2 separate regions of the Homo sapiens genome follow, and region 1 is linked to region 2. Evidence: chromatin loops called from intact Hi-C (ENCODE). Cell type or tissue: endothelial cell of umbilical vein. All regions are shown on one strand.

The links. Peaks named below come from ENCODE experiments on the same cell type or tissue, not always from the same donor. Only the 100,000 strongest peaks of a DNase experiment are listed, where the experiment ranks them.
Region 1: it touches region 2 in a loop (4-fold over the local background); 5 of 110 quality-filtered maps call a loop at or near these places.

Annotation. Positions count from the first base shown.
Region 1 is chr3:57,945,817-57,953,816 of GRCh38, forward strand. No RefSeq gene overlaps it. Among named protein-coding and RNA genes, the nearest start is that of FLNB, 59 kb to the right of the region's middle. In endothelial cell of umbilical vein, a CTCF peak has its summit at 4,133; DNase peaks (open chromatin) are centred at 4,185, 5,815 and 6,585; H3K27ac peaks cover 3,401 bases.
Region 2 is chr3:58,112,972-58,120,971 of GRCh38, forward strand. It overlaps FLNB (filamin B), which reads left to right. Exons shown (of 46, transcript NM_001457.4): 19 at 5,901-6,018. Among named protein-coding and RNA genes, the nearest start is that of FLNB-AS1, 54 kb to the right of the region's middle. RefSeq lists a silencer at 3,372-3,521. In endothelial cell of umbilical vein, no CTCF peak of the experiment used is centred here; a DNase peak (open chromatin) is centred at 4,710; H3K27ac peaks cover 2,755 bases.

The DNA of each region.
Region 1 (8,000 bases), 170 kb before region 2:
AGTTTGAGACCAGCCTGGCCAACATGGTGAAATTCTATCTCTACCAAAAAATACAAAAATTTGCCAGGCAGCTGAGTGCGGTGGCTCACGCCTGTAATCCCAGCACTTTGGGAGGCTAAGGTAGGTGGATCACCTGAAGTCAGGAGTTCAAGACCAGCCTGGCCAACATGGTGAAATCTCGTCTTTACTAAAAATACAAAAATTAGCCGGACATGGTGCATGCCTATAATCCCAGCTACTCGAGAGGCTGAGGCAGGAGAATCACTTGAACCCAGGAGGCGGAGCTTGCAGTGTATCGAGATCGCGCCACTGCACTCCAGCCTGGGTGACAGAGCAAGACTCTGGCTCAAAAAAATTTAAAAAGTAAAAAGAAAAAAAAAGCCAGGCGTGGTGGCAGGCACCTGTCATCCCAGCTACTCAGAAGGCTGAGGCAGGAGAATCGCTTGAACCCAGGAAGCAGAGGTTACAGTGAGCCAAGATTGCACCACTCCACTCCAGCCTAGGCAACAGAGTGAGACTCTGTGTTAAAAAATAAAAAATAGGCTGAGTGTGGTGGCTCATGCCTGTAATCCCAGGACTTTGGGAGGCCGAGGCGGGCGTATCATGAAGTCAGGAGATCGAGACCATCCTGGCTAACATGGTGAAACCCCATCTCTACTAAAAATGCAAAAATTAGCCAGGCGTGGTGGTGGGTGCCTATATTCCCAGCCACCCTGGAGGCTGAGGCAGGAGAATCACTTGAACCCAGGAGGCAGAGGTTGCAGTGATCCGAGATTGCGCCATTGCACTCCAGCCTGGGCAACAGAGTAAGACTCCCTCTAAAATAAATAAATAAATAAATAAATAAATATGAGATAATAATAGTACCTGGGCTGGGTGCGTTGGCTCATGCCTGTAATATCAGCACTTTGGCAGGCTGAGGTGGGTGGATCACGAGGTCAAGAGTTCAAGACCAGGCTGACCAACATGGTGAAACGCCGTCTCTAATAAAAATACAAAAATTAGCCGGGCGTGGTGGCAGGAGCCTGTAATCCAGCTACTCAGGAGGCTGAGACAGGAAAATCGCTTGAACCCGGGAGGTGGAGGTTGCAGTGAGCTGAGATTATGCCATCGCACTCCAACCTAAGCAACAGAGCGAGACTCCATCTAAAAATAATAATAATAATAGTACCTGCTTAAATAAGCTAATGCATGTAAAGGGTTTAGTCAATGCTTACATGAAGCAATCTCAAACAAATATTAGTTCTAGGTGATGAAAAAGGACTCCCGCCATACCACTGTATAGCAGCCTGCTGTTTTCTCTCAACAGTAATTGATTCATTCAATAATATTTTTTGAGCACCCGTTGCATGCCAAACATAGTGCTAAGTCCTAACACTTAAACAAACAAAATCCTTGCCCTTATGGAACTTACATTTCTAGTGGAGAAAGAGACAGATAACATGCTTGTATATGTTATAAAATATGTCACAGGGCCGGGCACAGTGGCTCACACGTGTAATCCCAGCACTTTGGAAGGCCGAGGTGGGTGGATCACTTGAGGTCAAGAGTTCAAGACCAGCCTGGACAACATGGCAAAACCCCATCTCTGCTAAAAATACAAAAATTAGCCAGGCGTGGTGCATGCCTGTAGTCCCAGCTACTCGGGAGGCTGAGTCAGGAAAATCACTTGAACCTGGGAGGCAGAGGTTGCAGTGAGCCAAGACTGCACCACAGTACTCCAGCCTGGGTGACAGAGCAAGACTCCATCTCAAAATAAATTAATTAATTAAATATGTCATAGGTTAATAAGTGCTCTGGTGGGGGGAGATTCAGCATGTGTGGTGGATAGGGACCACCATCAGCGGGTTGCTATTTTATATAAAGTAGTCAAAGAAGACCTCTTTGAAAAGATGGCGTTTGAGAAGTCTGAAGGAAATGAGGGAACTATAAAATAAATATCTGGGGGAAGAACATATCTGGCAGTGGGAACAGCATGTGCAAGGGCCCCGAGACCACAGCGTGCTTGGCATATTTGAGGATGGTCAAGGAGGCCCTTGTGGCCAGCAAAGAGAGGAAGAAAGAGAACCGGAGGAGCAGAGGTCAGGGAGGTAGTGGGGACCCAATTGTGTAGGACCTTGTAGGTCATTCTGAGGATTGTAGCTATTCCTCTGAGTGAGATGGGGACCTAGGGGAGGGATGGAGGAGAGGAATGATACAATTTGACCCTCATTCGATCTCAGTACTTGTATATTGTGGTTAAAGTGGAAAGCCGCACAGTTCCTTGGACTCTATTAACCAGCATTCCCCAGCCCTGTGGGCCCCTCCCACCAGGAGTCCACAGCCTGCCTGACACGATGCAGCAACTCCCCGTAACCCCTTGCTGCCCACCACCATACCGTTTTTCTAGGTGGGAATGACATCCAGGCATACCCAGATGCTTCCAGGCTAGACCGTATTGTGCCCAGCCTTACTGTTCGCATCTCACTGGCCATGACGGCTAATAGCCACCATCGATTAAGGCCTTGTCATAAGCCAGGCCCCTCACCCCCAGAGCTCCTTTAATCCTCACAGCCACCCTGCTAGGCAGCCACTGTCATTCTCCCTTTTGCAGCTGCTACAACGATTGATTAACTTGTGCAAGGTCCTGAAGCTGGCAGGCAGGGAGGCCAGGACTTCTACCCATCCGTCAGACTCCTAAGGATGGGGACAGTGATGAACAAAGCACAGCATCCACAGTGCCTGGCACACCACAGTCACCCAGACAGCCAGATAGAAGGCTGCATGAATCGGCGCTCTTCATCCCTCCCTAAGCTCTCCCTCTGTTGAGAAAATGTCTGAGAAAGCATTCCGCACACTATAAAGCATTACACAAATATGAGCATGGCTGTGAAGATGATTAGGAGTCCGAAACCTCAGGTTCGGGTTGGGCTCCTGATTTTTCTGATGGCCACCTCCTCCTAGTCATTGGCACGTTAACCTCAAACACCTGAGCGCCACCAAACCTCAGCATATCCCTAGCTTCTCCTTTGCTTTGCCTGAAACAAAGCAAGTCTTTTATAAGCAAGGGAGAGGGCCTGTGGTGGCCTTGCTTTTGCGAACGTGCTTTCACCTCCTTCCAGTTCATTGCTTTCATACAAAATTCCAGACGCACAGCGCAGGCAGACAGAAGCCTCATTCATAGCCAGAGGTCCCTCAGGCTGGGGTTTCCACGCCTCCTTCCCCTTCCCCCTCATCTCAGTCTCCTGCTGAAGTTGCGATCCACATGAAGCCACAGAGGTAGACTCAGGGCAAAGAAGAGTTTTTAATGTTGCTGATGGGGGTGAGGAGAGGGTGGCCCTCGGAAGGCCACCACATGGCATGGTGGAAAGAGCCCTGGATTTGCTTGACAATAGACTACTGCATTCCAGATTGGTTCCACCGATTGGTAGTCAAATGAACTTGGACAAGTCATTGACCCTGTCTTCTTGGAAAGACGTGGATCTCAGAATCCTTCACAACGCTTTGCTCCTGATAGCTAGTACCTGTTCAGCAGAGTCGGCACAAGCTCACACAGCCCTTGACCTCCTGTGGGCCAAGTGAACGCCTTCTTCCTGGTTTGGTTAAGTTGGCATAGAGCTGAGCATGGTGCTGCTGGTGGTTCTACTAAATTGTATGATGGTTTAAAAAAAAAAAAAAAAAACTGTCCTTGAGGCTGGGTGTGGTAGCTTACGCCTGTAATCCCAGCACTTTGTGAGGCCAAGGTGGGAGGCCAGGAGTTGGAGACCAGCCTGGGCAAGATAGTGAAACCTCTACAAAAAATAAAAAACTTAGCCAGGCATGGTGGTGCACGCCTATAGTCCCAGCTTCTCTGGAGGCTGAGAGGCAAGAGGATCACTTAAGCCCGGGAATCTCAGGCTGCAGTGAGCAGTGATCGAACCACTGCACCCCAGCCTGGGTGACAGAGTGAGCCCATCTCAAAAACAAGAAACAAAACCAGTTCTTGAGCAAGACATACCTTTCTAATTTCCCAGTACTTTCCAGCTTTCCAAACCCTTCAGGCCCCACACCACCCTGATTTTTGTCACCTGCAAATAATAAAACTACAAACTGCACTGCACGTACACTTTTGTAAAGGCTTGAATCATTGACTTCCTCAGCCCCACACCTTCTGGTCAGCACAGGGCACTGCACTGCCACTCCAGACAGGCCTGGGCAGTGAGGAAAGGTGCCAGCCACGTGGGCTGGGGGTGGGGAAAGTGACTAATCATGAAATCCTAATTTATAATGTGTTGCTATCCTTAGTTGAGCATTAATTTGGCTCTCAGAAATAGGAGAAGGTGTGGGTGACTGGTCTGAGGAGAGTTTCTGGGCAATTAGAACAAAAACAGAAGCATGCTCTTGCACACAAAGTGGACTTTCTCTAGGGTGGTGGTATTCTCTGGAGAGCTGAACTCAGGGAGTCTTTATTATGTATACTTCTGTGTGTCTAAACTTTATACGGTGCTGGGTGCCGTGGCTCACGCCTGTAATCCCCACTTTGGGAGGCTGAGGCAGGAGGATCAGTTGAGCTCAGGAGTTTAAGATCTGCCTGGACAACACAGGCCTCGTCTCTACAAAAAAAAAATTTTTTTTAATTAACTGGGCATGGTGATGTGCACCTGTGGCCCCAGCTACTCAGGAGGCTGAGGCGAGAGGATTGCTTGAGCTGGGGAAGTTGAGATTTCAGTGACCTGTGATCAGGCCACTACACTCCAGCCTGGGCAACAGAGGGAGACCTTGTCTCAAAAATAAAATAATAATAATAATTAGAAAAACTTTACACAATGAACATATATCCCTTTTAGACCACATTTCCTGAGTCTAAGATGCCATTGATTGAAAGACAATTATTTTCTGTACTCCCCTGAAAGCAAACTGCTACAATGTGTCATCTATTAGACACATCTGCATTTTTGAGATGTTGAAATGTGAAAAAAATGTGCGTCTTCGAATTGACAGAATGAAGTAACTTTTTAAATTAAAAGATATTTTCAGCTGAGCATAGTGGCTCACGCCTGTAATCCCAGCACTTTGGGAGGCTGAGGCGGGTGGATCACCTGAGGTCAGGAATTCGAGACCAGCCTGGCCAACATGGTGAAACTTCGTCTCTACTAAAAATACAAAAATTAGCTGGTTGTGGTGGTGGGCACCTGTAATCCCAGCTACTCAGGAGGCTGAGGCAGGAGAATCGCTTGAACCTGGAGGTGGAGATTGTATTGTGGTGAACAGAGTGAGACAGAGGAAAAAAAAAAAAGATATTTTCCACTTTTGGAAAAAAATTATTTAAATTGCTTTTGCATTCCACTCTCCTGCTCAGAATGATTTCCTCAAAAAAGCCAAGGGAGTCACATTTGAAGATGAGGAAATTTTTTTTTAATGTTTATGTGCCAGTTTCTTGCTAGACCCTGTGCTTTCTCATCCCTGACCCCATGGAGGCCTCATGAGAATGATAAGCCCAAATAAAATTACCACTTATGGAAAAGGAGTAATTTTGCAAGGAAGGAAACTGAAGGTCAGATTGGTGTTCCTGATCATGCAGTTCAGTAAGTGAAGGAGAGGAGGTTCAAACTCAGCTGCTGAGCCCCCGCTCCCCTCTTCTCACCACATGCCTCAGTTCTAAAGCTGTCCTGAGAAAGGAGCCAGGTTGGAACCTAAGCCTCCTCCCAGAAGCCTGGGGAATCAAAGGGCAAAAGGGCTGAGGCCCGGGCTCTGAGGCCCACCCTGCGAATCCCGCTCTGTCTGGTGCAAAGGAAACTGACTTCCTCCATGCACACACTGCTCTGCCAATCTGAGTGACTCAGCCTCAAGATGACCTCACTGTCCTCAGTGGGCTGTTTGGCCGCCTGCTTCATGTCACTGAGCCTCAGCACCCAGCATGTCAGATATGGATTTACGAGTATTTTCTCTGCTCCACTCCTCGAATGTGGCTAGGTTTGAAAAGGTCACACTTCCCCTTGCCCTCCACCTCTCAGCTTTCTGTTGCCAGGCTGCCTCTGCCCCTCCAGCTGCTAAAAACAGCCCAAGCTGCGAAAGCTCTTTGCTCCTGCCAAGCTCTGGTTGGACCACCATCCAGGGGGAGCTGGGGGCTCAGCCTGGATTTTCCCAGTGCCTAGGACAGATGCATGGCTGGTGGAGGACGTTGCTTGCCAGCAAATTGGCAGAGTAAACTGAAATAGTAGCTCTGGGTCTGCGCTACAGCAAAGTATAATTTTCAGAAGGGGTCTCATACAAGTATAGAGTGACCACATGTCAAAGATTGATTTAATTCATTAACAAGGAAACCAACAAAAGGACAAAGCTGGTTTAAGAGATGATTTGAAAAAGTGGCTCTTTTAGTTTGCTAGGGCTGCCATAAGAAATTACCGCCAACTAAGTGGCTTAGAACAGCAGAAATCCATTCTTCTGCAGTTCATGAGGACAGAAGTCCAAAATCAAGGTGTCGGAAAGGCTGGCTCCTCTGAGAGGCACTGGAGGGAATCTGTCCATGCCTCTCCCCCAGCTCCTGATGGTTGCGGGCAGTCCTCGGCATTCTTGGCCTGCAGCAGCATCACTCCAGTCTCCGCCTCTGTGGTCACATGGCCATCTTCCTTGTGTATCTGTAGGCTCCAACTCTCTCCTTATAAGGACACCAGTGATTGGATTTAGAGCCATCTTAATCTAGTATGACCTCATTTTAACTTGATTACATCTGCAAAGTCTCTATTTCCAAATAAAGTCACATTCTCAGGTACTGGGGAATTAGGACTTAAACATATCTTTTTGCTGGGGACACAACTCAACTTTTAACACCTACATTACCAAACTCATTTCTCATTACTCAGCACCACAGACCCCTGGCTTGATAGGGGCATTTGGGGTGCTGGAAAGAACAGAGCAACAGGCAACGTTGATGTCAGCTTTGATCTGTCCCCAGCATTCTGGGATTCAGTGTCAGCCAGTGAAGGCTCAGTGAAAGACAGGGCATCTCCACCTCCGAAGTCAGTACCATGTAGGGTATAAAGAGAGACCTTGGAATCAACTTCCAGGATTCAGTTCCCAATTCTGTCCGCCACTGTGTGTGACTCCTGACATTTCTTCACCTCTCTGGGCCTCAGTTACCTCATCTGTGAAATGGGGGTGATAATGGTACACAGCCTATCAGAGAGTGCTTAGAGCAGCATATGGGAAGCTCTGAATAAATGTTTCCTGCTGACGATGATGATGATTATCCGAATCACTCTCACCTGCAGACACAGCTTTGCCGCTTTTTTGGTGAGATAGGCTGTTCCTGATGGACACGCTGGAAAATTTCCAGTCCCCAGAAAACAGGGCAAGGGCAGTTCCTGATTAGGATAAAGGAAGCCTCTCTGATGGTCACATGCCCAGGTGACTTGTAGGCAGAGGCCAGCCCTGCTTCCTGTCCCCACTTCCCAACTTGCCCTGCTTTTGTGAATGAGCTCTTTCCTAGCTCCTCATCCTGGGTCTAGTTTGGAAGGTAATTTCTCAGTCACTTTTGAGTTGACGCAGGTGGCAGTTTCCTTTATGAACACTCATAACCCAGGGTAAGCTTGACAGGGCAGTTAGAGGCCCAGAAACAAAAGTTGGGAACAACAGCCTTTCCAGCTAGAACTAGAGCTGGCTTGGTGAGAAACAGAAGGCCTCCCTGAGGTTAGAGGCCTAAGCAGACACCAGGTCTGGCCTTCCACATCCCTGCTGGGTGGAGCAAGACTGTCAGCACTTAGGAAGTGCCTTGCACGTTGATCTTTGGGAAGCGAGGGGCTCCTGTCATCTGCGTCCAGACTTCTCCATTCTCAGGTGGACCGCACATGGCCTGGCCAGGCCAGGCCAGGCCCTGAGTGGTGACTGTTGCTGCTGCTGCAGCTGCTTTTGACATTATTGTCTGTAGAATAAAGGTAGAGGCTGGTGGGACCGCTGCAGCCATTCCCTGCCCAAGCCTGACCCTAAGTGCATCTGAGAGTGCTCTGCGTTGAACCAGGAGGGGTCAGGCCCGGACTCTCTAG
Region 2 (8,000 bases):
AACTGCCTCTCTGTACAAGTTAATGTTTATTTGTTTAAAAACATTAAAAAAAATTTGTATCGTGGTAAAATACACATAACACAAAATTTACCGTCTTAACCATTTTTAAGTGTATAGTTCATTAGTGTTAAGTGCATTCATTATGTCGTGCACCCATCACCACCATCCATCTCCATAATTCTTTACATCTTGTAAAACTGAAGCCCTGTATCCATTATATTTGTTTAAAATTTTGTTTCGCTTCATGTTCACACCTCTGGGGTCTGGAGAGCAGACATCCTGGCAGAAAAGTCTGGATTTTAATACTTAAGCCTAGTGTTCGAAGTGGTTGTTCCAAGCCTCTGAGATTCCTTTATTCTTAAGGGAAATGATCCTGCTGTGTTTGAAATGCCATTTGTAGGAGAAGAAGGGCAACGCTTTCTGCAGAAGCACTGCTCAGAAGCCTTGCTCCCGTCTGGGTCCTCTCAGCGAGGAGCAGTCAAGAGTCAAGTGGGGAAGAAAGAGGATTATAGTGAGGAAGGGGTCATGGTGTAACTGTCCCCTGAGTTTGGGGGCTGCACTCCCTTGGAGATGGAATCCTTACTGTGAGAACATCCCTGCAGTGGGAGGGATTCCCTGGGCGAAGGGATTCTGTGTGTCGTGTTATAAATGTGGCCCCTTACATCCAGGCTTGCTGCTGTTTGTGCTTTCTTCCCCAAATTTTTATTTTTATTTATTTATTTTTTAGACAAAAGTCTTGCTCTGTTGCCCAAGCTGGAGTGCAGTGGCATGATCTCAGCTCACTGCAACCTCTGCCTCCCAGGTTCAAGCGATTCTCCTGCCTCAGCCTCCCGAGCAGGTGGGATTACAGGCACATGCCACCACACCTGGCTAATTTTTGTATTTTTGGTAGAGACGGGGTTTCGCCATGTTGGCCAGGCTGGTCTCCAACTCCTGGGCTGAGGCAATCCTTTCACCTCAGCCTCCAAACCTGCGGATATTACAGGCATGAGCCACTGCGCCTGACCTCAGTATTTGTCTTTTTGTGACTGATTTATTTTTCTTCCTATATGTCCTCCATGTTGTAGCACGTGTCAGAACTTCATTCCTTTTCGAGGCTGCATTCCACTGTATGTATATATGTTTTGCTTCTCTCTTCGTCTGTTTTTTGTTTGTTTTTTCTTGAGACTCGCTCTGTTCCTCAAGCTGGAGTGGCACTGTCTCGGCTCACTGCAACCTCTGTCTCCTGGGTTCAAGTGATTGTCCTGCCTCAGCCTACCGAGTAGCTGGAAGTACAGGCACGTGCCACCATGCCCAGCTAATTTTTGTATTTTTAGTATAGATGTTTCACCATGTTGGCCAAGGTTTCACCATGGGGTTTCACCATGTTGGCCAGGCCGGTCTTGAATTCCTGATCTCAGGTGATCTGCCCACCTCAGCCTCCGAAAGTGCTGGGATTATAGGCATGAGCCACCGCGCCCGGCCATCTTCATTTGTTGAAGAACATTTGGGTTGCTTCCGTCTTTTGTCTGTTGTGAATAATGCTGGGTGTACAAATATCTCTTTGAGTCTCTGCATTTAATTCTTGTGATTATAAACCCGAAATGGAATTGCTGGATCATATGGAAATCTCTTTTTAATTTTTTGAGAAACTACTATACTGTATTCCACAGTGGCTGCACTACTTTACAGTCCTGCCAACAGCATGCAAGGGTCCTGGTTTCTCCACATCCTTGCTAACATTTGTTTTTTTTCTGTTTTTTTTTTTTGTTGTTGTTGTTGTTGTTGATAGTGACCATCCTGTTGAGTGTAAGATGGTGTCTTATTGTGGTTTTGATTTGCATTTTCCTAATGATTAGTGATGCTGATCATCTTTTCATGTGCTTATTGGTCCTTTGCATATTTTCTTTGGAGAATTATCTACTTGCCCATTTTTATATCAACCTTCTTAATTTTATGTTGAGTTTTAGGAATTCTCCATGTATTCTGGATATTAGTTCCTTATCAGATAAATGATTTGCAAATATATTCTCTCACTCCTTGGTTTGCCTTTTCACGCCGTTAACAGTTCTCGTGTGCAGGTTATAAACGCGGCTTCTTATCTCCAGACTTGCTCTTCCTGTGCTTTAAAATAAAAAATCCAAAACAAAACATTCATTATTAGTAATGATAAAACTAACACTTTTATAGATAGAGCATTCTTTTCTCATCAGGCCACTCAATAGTAAGTAGGTAATTATTTTCCTGCTGATGGTTCTGAGGGTTGGTGGGAGCCTTACTACTGGGTGCACCACGCTGAATCTTCTTTGTTGCCAAATTCTCCATATTCTTTAGGAGAAAGCACCAGAAAGCCATAGCTGTCTGCGTACAATGACTGGGATCACAAGGCCATGACGTCTTCTAAAAACATTTTGTGACTTCTGCTTTATTCTATGTCTATATGCCTTTTAGTGTTTTGGCTGAGCCGTTAGAAAGTAAGTTGCAGATATCAGGACAGGGTCAGGGTTTGACCTGCATCCTTGGAAAGGACTGCAGAACCCAGTACCCCAGACGTCCCCTGCTGCTGGTTGAGGCAGAAGTGGAGATTAGGAGCCTAGGTCCGGTTTTGTCCCCTTTGAAGTAATGCTGGAGTGGGAGGCTCCTTACTTCAGAGTCACCCCAAGGTCACATTCATCCAGTTCTCTGATAGCAGCAGGTTTGAGAACTGCTGCCATGCTGAGTACTCACTTAGGGCTTTGTGTCCGGATGCTCCCAGGATGCATTCAAGGAGCCGGGTGGGCCTTGGTGGCGGTCGTTGCCACCAAGTGGCAACATCCAAGCTGCTTGAAGCCACCCACAACCCCACAACCAAGAGAAGAGAAGACCAAAGTCCTCAGGTAAATCACAAGTGTGAATGACTTGCAGGGTGGCACTGGGGTCCTTCTTGTTGTTTGTTGCTTGGAGCTGGGTTTATTGTTTCATTATTTGGGCAACTTGCAATTCTGCCTATTTTTCTATGGCAAAGAACACATTAAATCTCTCCTTAGATTGAATTTCCTTCCCACCCCCACCCCCAGCACAGAGCCTGGCCCTATAAGTGCTCTGTGTGGATTAATGGCTGTGAGTGAGCGAATAAATGACATGGCGCCTGGATTCACAAGCGGAGATGGCCTAAGAACGTTGTAATCTGGTAGAGGAGTGATGCCAACACCTCCTCATTCTCCTTTGAACTCTGTTTTCTGAAGAGCAGCTAAAAGCTCAAGACTGGGCTAAGGAAGTGTGCCCTTGGATGTGGTTAAGAGACCTGGGTCAGCCCAGAAAGCCACCCCCTGACACGGGGGAGGGAGCATACTTTGAGGGCTGACACCCACAGGCACACCTTCTCATGGTAGTTTTAGGGTATAACAGGCTGGAAATCCCCAGAAAGGTGGCTGCTTGGGCATGGGTGTGTCCTGGCCTGGTGTGGGCGCTTCCCCCTCAGAACACAGGCTGTGCCACGTGGGGAGCCGAGGTCCTGCCTGAGTAACCCAGGTCCCTGATTGCTGGTTTTGCTCCCTGACACCTGCAGGCCTGCCACTCCACCTCGCAAAGTCCCTGAGTGACAGCTTGCAGGTGCTTGCCTGCCTGGGGTGGATGAGTGATGTGGATGGCTGTAGGATCCTGTGAGTCCCTTGAGGATGCAAAAGTAGAGCGCGTTTTGCCTTAGAGGAATGGACTTGTTGGCTTGGGGCTTGAGGACCCTCCCAGAGGTCAAAGACTCGGTTTTATAGAAGGGAAGTGATTTCCCTGAGGACTTTGGTCTTCTCTTCTCTTGGTTGTGGGTGGCTTCAAGCAGCTTAAATTTCTCACCGCACGTTCCCCTGCGCAGAGCAGTTTGAGAAGCTGGTGGCAATGTCTCCATTACGTGCTGTGCTGGGAGCCACTAGGATTGGGGACCACTCCATGTAGTACTCTGGCACCTTTAGAAATCCCTGTGAGCTCACAGACCCTCACAGAGTAACAGCTTCTACCTTGAAATGTTCTTAACGTGGTGGTCCTGGCTGCTCCTGGAGGGCCCTAAAAGGGATGGTGCTGAGGGTGGCTCTCTCAGTCCCATCCTCTTCTGAGCTGTCTGGTCAGTGTCTTGTGTATGTATATTTTGAAGAATAAGATTCAGGTTTCAGAAGCATGTAGAGGAGAGTGAAACTGTCTTGCAGCCTGCGAAGTCGTGGCGAAATGCACTGGCCATCACTACCCAGACATCCCTCACTTCATAGCCCTGTTGGGGAATAAACACAGTCCATTCCTTAGTTGGGGCCTCAGGGGACACTTTAAAATGCTGTAGGCATTGTAGGTGTAAATCTCCGAGATTTTTTCCCTCCCCCTTCTTAGGTTATTTAAGGTACAGTTCATTTTCTATCTGAGTTTTTGTTTTGTTTTTGACTGGTAACAAGAGCATACTTTCTTTTATGGGATGGGTGGGCTTAACTGGAAGAGGGTTTTTCCCTCTCTTTTTTAGCACTTCAGAGAAGAGGCCAGAAAACTTTATGCGGGTGAGGGAGGAGGTATCCCCAAGACCTCTGGTTAGCCTGAGGTCTGCTTAGTGAGCCCCTGAATTGTTAGGGGCTGTGGGGAAACGGAAGCTCGGGAAGAGTTGGCACGTTGGGAATGCCACGTTGGCTGAAGTAGCGAGTCAGTCCTGCCTTAAACAGTACAAAAAGGAGACCTTTCCTGCCCCTTGGCTGGCTCCCAGCTCTGTTGAATTTGACCTGTACACATTTTACCAGGAAATGTTGTTCACATGAGGCAGGGGGCCAATTGGTTTTGTGTGCAGTGCTTAAAAATGCTGGAAAATTAATCCTCTCTTCATTGATGCAACCAGTTTTTTTTTTTTTTTCTTGGCCTTTACCCCCTTCCTTATTACAAAAGGAATGTGACAAAATATACATAGGCCAAATGCTACACCCTTTTAACACTTGATCAGCAACAGCTTTCAGCAGGGCCTGCATTCCAGCAAGGCTGCTGGATTCTTGGGGGGAACTCGTCTCTCCCTCACACTTTCCTGTTACATTATGCCTGGCCGATTGTGGTGAAGGGGATCTTGATCTACTGAGACAGCCATGAGATTTCTTGGAGCCTCGATTTGGAGGGAGGGAACTTGGCCAACCATGGAGAGAAGAAGCCGGCTGTGTGCCAGCCTGGAACCGGCGAGAGGAGAGAAATGGCGCACACATGGCTATCGCGTGCCACCCGGCCACCCGTGAGGGTGCCTGCCAATCCTGCAAGCACCATCTGCCTTCACACTTGCAATTTTATTTTCTTTCACATGGAAATGGAAGTTCAGATATTGTGCGATGGTCTTAGCACAGGTCTAGGTGAACTCTTGCAAATCCCTGTTGCAGCCTGGGGGCCTCAAACTGATTCCTAGGACAGAAATGGTTCTGTTTGGTGAGTGGCCCCAGGCCCAGCTGCACTGGCTGGCACTGGGTATGATGATGGGGAGGTGGTGTGGCAGAGCAGCTAGGACACAGATTTGGGGGCCATGGGTATGAGGCCCAGCTCGCACCCTTACCAAGGTGTGTGACTTGGGGCACGTTCCTTTACCAGTCTGAGCCACAGTTTCCTCTCCTGAAAAAATGAGATGACAGTAGGAACTACCCCTTAGGACTGTTTTGATCTTGAATTGAGGAAATGCATAAAAGCACATAGCATGGTGCTTGGTGTGTAGAAAATGCTCATTAAGTTGCTTCTGTTATTATTAGCTGCTCTTATTTGATCTAATTTTTCTGTTATTCTTGCCTTGTGGTCAAAAGCTAGAAGAAATAGATCTAAGATACTTTCTACATTGATTGGAATCAAGTCTCCCCTGTCCGTGAGAAGAATGAGGGATCTTGAGGGGATTTTAAATGCCAAGTTAGCTTTTTGGTACCCAAAGGTAAACTGAGTTTTCTCTCTTGTTCCAGGGCAACATGCAGGTTCTGGTGACTTACGGTGGCGATCCCATCCCTAAAAGCCCTTTCACTGTGGGTGTTGCTGCACCGCTGGATCTGAGCAAGATAAAACTCAATGGGCTGGAAAACAGTAAGTGCCTGAATGGAGAGCAGATGGGTTGTTGATGACCCCCCAACGTGGCTGCTGGTTAGATTTTCTTCAAAAGGTGAAATTTGCAGAGAAGCAAATTCTATGTTAAGAGACTTTGCAGTTGCACAGACTTTGGTTCGAATTAAGGCCGTGGTGTGAAGTAACTGTGACTGTGTCTGCCCCTTAGCCACACCGAGACTCAGCTTTCTCATTTGTACAGTGGGGGGTGGTCGGCGGGGAGAGGTTGAGAACACCCATGGGAATATTTTGAAAATTATATGAGCTAATGGTTCAGAGGCTGGCACGTAGTCAGCCCCCTGGCATTGCAGTAGGAAGTTTTCATTAAAAAGAGAATTTGGGCTATGTTGCTTTCTGATGAGTTTCTAACTGTGCCAGCTATCCTTGGCAACTGAATCCGCACTAAGGTTGCGAGTCAAGCATAAATGCCAAATCCCTGGCACTCAGAAGTCACTACCACCACACCTCTGCCCCATCCCAATGTTCCTTTAGCTTGTTAGGGATTTTACTAGTATAAGCTCATTTCGCTTATTTTCAATTTTCTGATTATTTTTTAGTAGGGAAAATTTCAAACAGAAAAGGAAAGAGAATAGTATAACATGAACACTGATGTACTTATCACTCAGCTTCAGATGTGCAACACATGCTCATAAAATGATTTTTTTATACAAGTAAAAATATATCCATTTTTCATCTAAAAAACATTACAGTTAAGGGATAATTCCACTTTAACCCTCACCTCTCCTTCTCCCTAGGGTTAACCAAAGTTTTCAATTCAGTTTCTGTTCTTCCAGATCTTCTCTCTGCATCTATACATATAGATGTGCCTGTGGAACACATTTGGCTGTATTTATTTTGCATTAAAGTTGCCCTGCTGTATAAACCTACTTCTTCGGCCTGCCTTCCAACAGTGCATCTCGGGAATCATTCACTCCTACATCTTTTCCGTCTGTGTTTACTGCTGAGTGGCTCCAGACTGGATGTACCTCAGGGCTCACATTCACCTGGTTTCAGGCTTACTGAGGCAGGGCTGAGTGCATACCCCCAGGACGGGGCCTCCTGTATTCACCTGTGAGGGTTTCTCCAGAGTACCACTAGCAGTGCCATTAGTGAGCATCTTCCTTCACTCGTGACCCAAGTGCACAAGTTGCAAGCAAGGCCAGCTCCCAGTTGCAGAGATCCAAAGTGAGAGCTCACTGTTGGCTTTTGTGGCTGGAGCAGCCAGCTCTGAGTGTGTAAACGTCCACTGCCCAACCCTGTCATGTGTCCCCTTGTCACTCCTTTCCCCAAGACACTGAGAGCTTTGACTCCAGAACAGGAAAAGCAGGGTGCCAATTAGGAAAGCCTCTTTTCCGGTGGGAAGTAGCGATCCGGGACCTCCTTGCCTGTGGTTCGGCAGTGTCCATCTTGCCAGGCCCTATGTTCCTTCAGAGTCAAGGTTCTCTGGGTTGTGGCAGGGGCCCTGTGTTCCCAGTGCTTTTGTTTTGGGTAAAGTCCTTTCCCTGTTCTTGTCTAATCTAACACTTGGGCTTCCTGCAGCCCTGCTTTGCAGAGACCTTTTGGAAACCATCACGGTACAGTCAGTTCTCAGCACTTGCTTCAATCGGCTCGCATTTGGCAGCTCTGTGACTTCTGCTTTCTTGAGGGGGAGGGGTGCCTATAAGATGGAGTTGGCTGCCAAGAATTAGTAAATAAAACATTGACTTATGAGGGTGTTTGGATATCAAGTTAACACCAAAAGTAAGTAAATAAGAGACGACAGTGTCAGATTACAACTTTCTGGTCAGCAAAGATTGTGGGGTCAGGTAAATTTCACTTTGAGTCCCAGCTTGGCAGGCTGCTGCATATGTCACCCTGGACAAGTTACTTAACCTCTCTGAGCATCAGTTTCCCCATCTGTGAAAGCCATTGGTTAATAATAAATACCCCATAGGATTGTGGTGAAAATTAAGACAATAACCTAT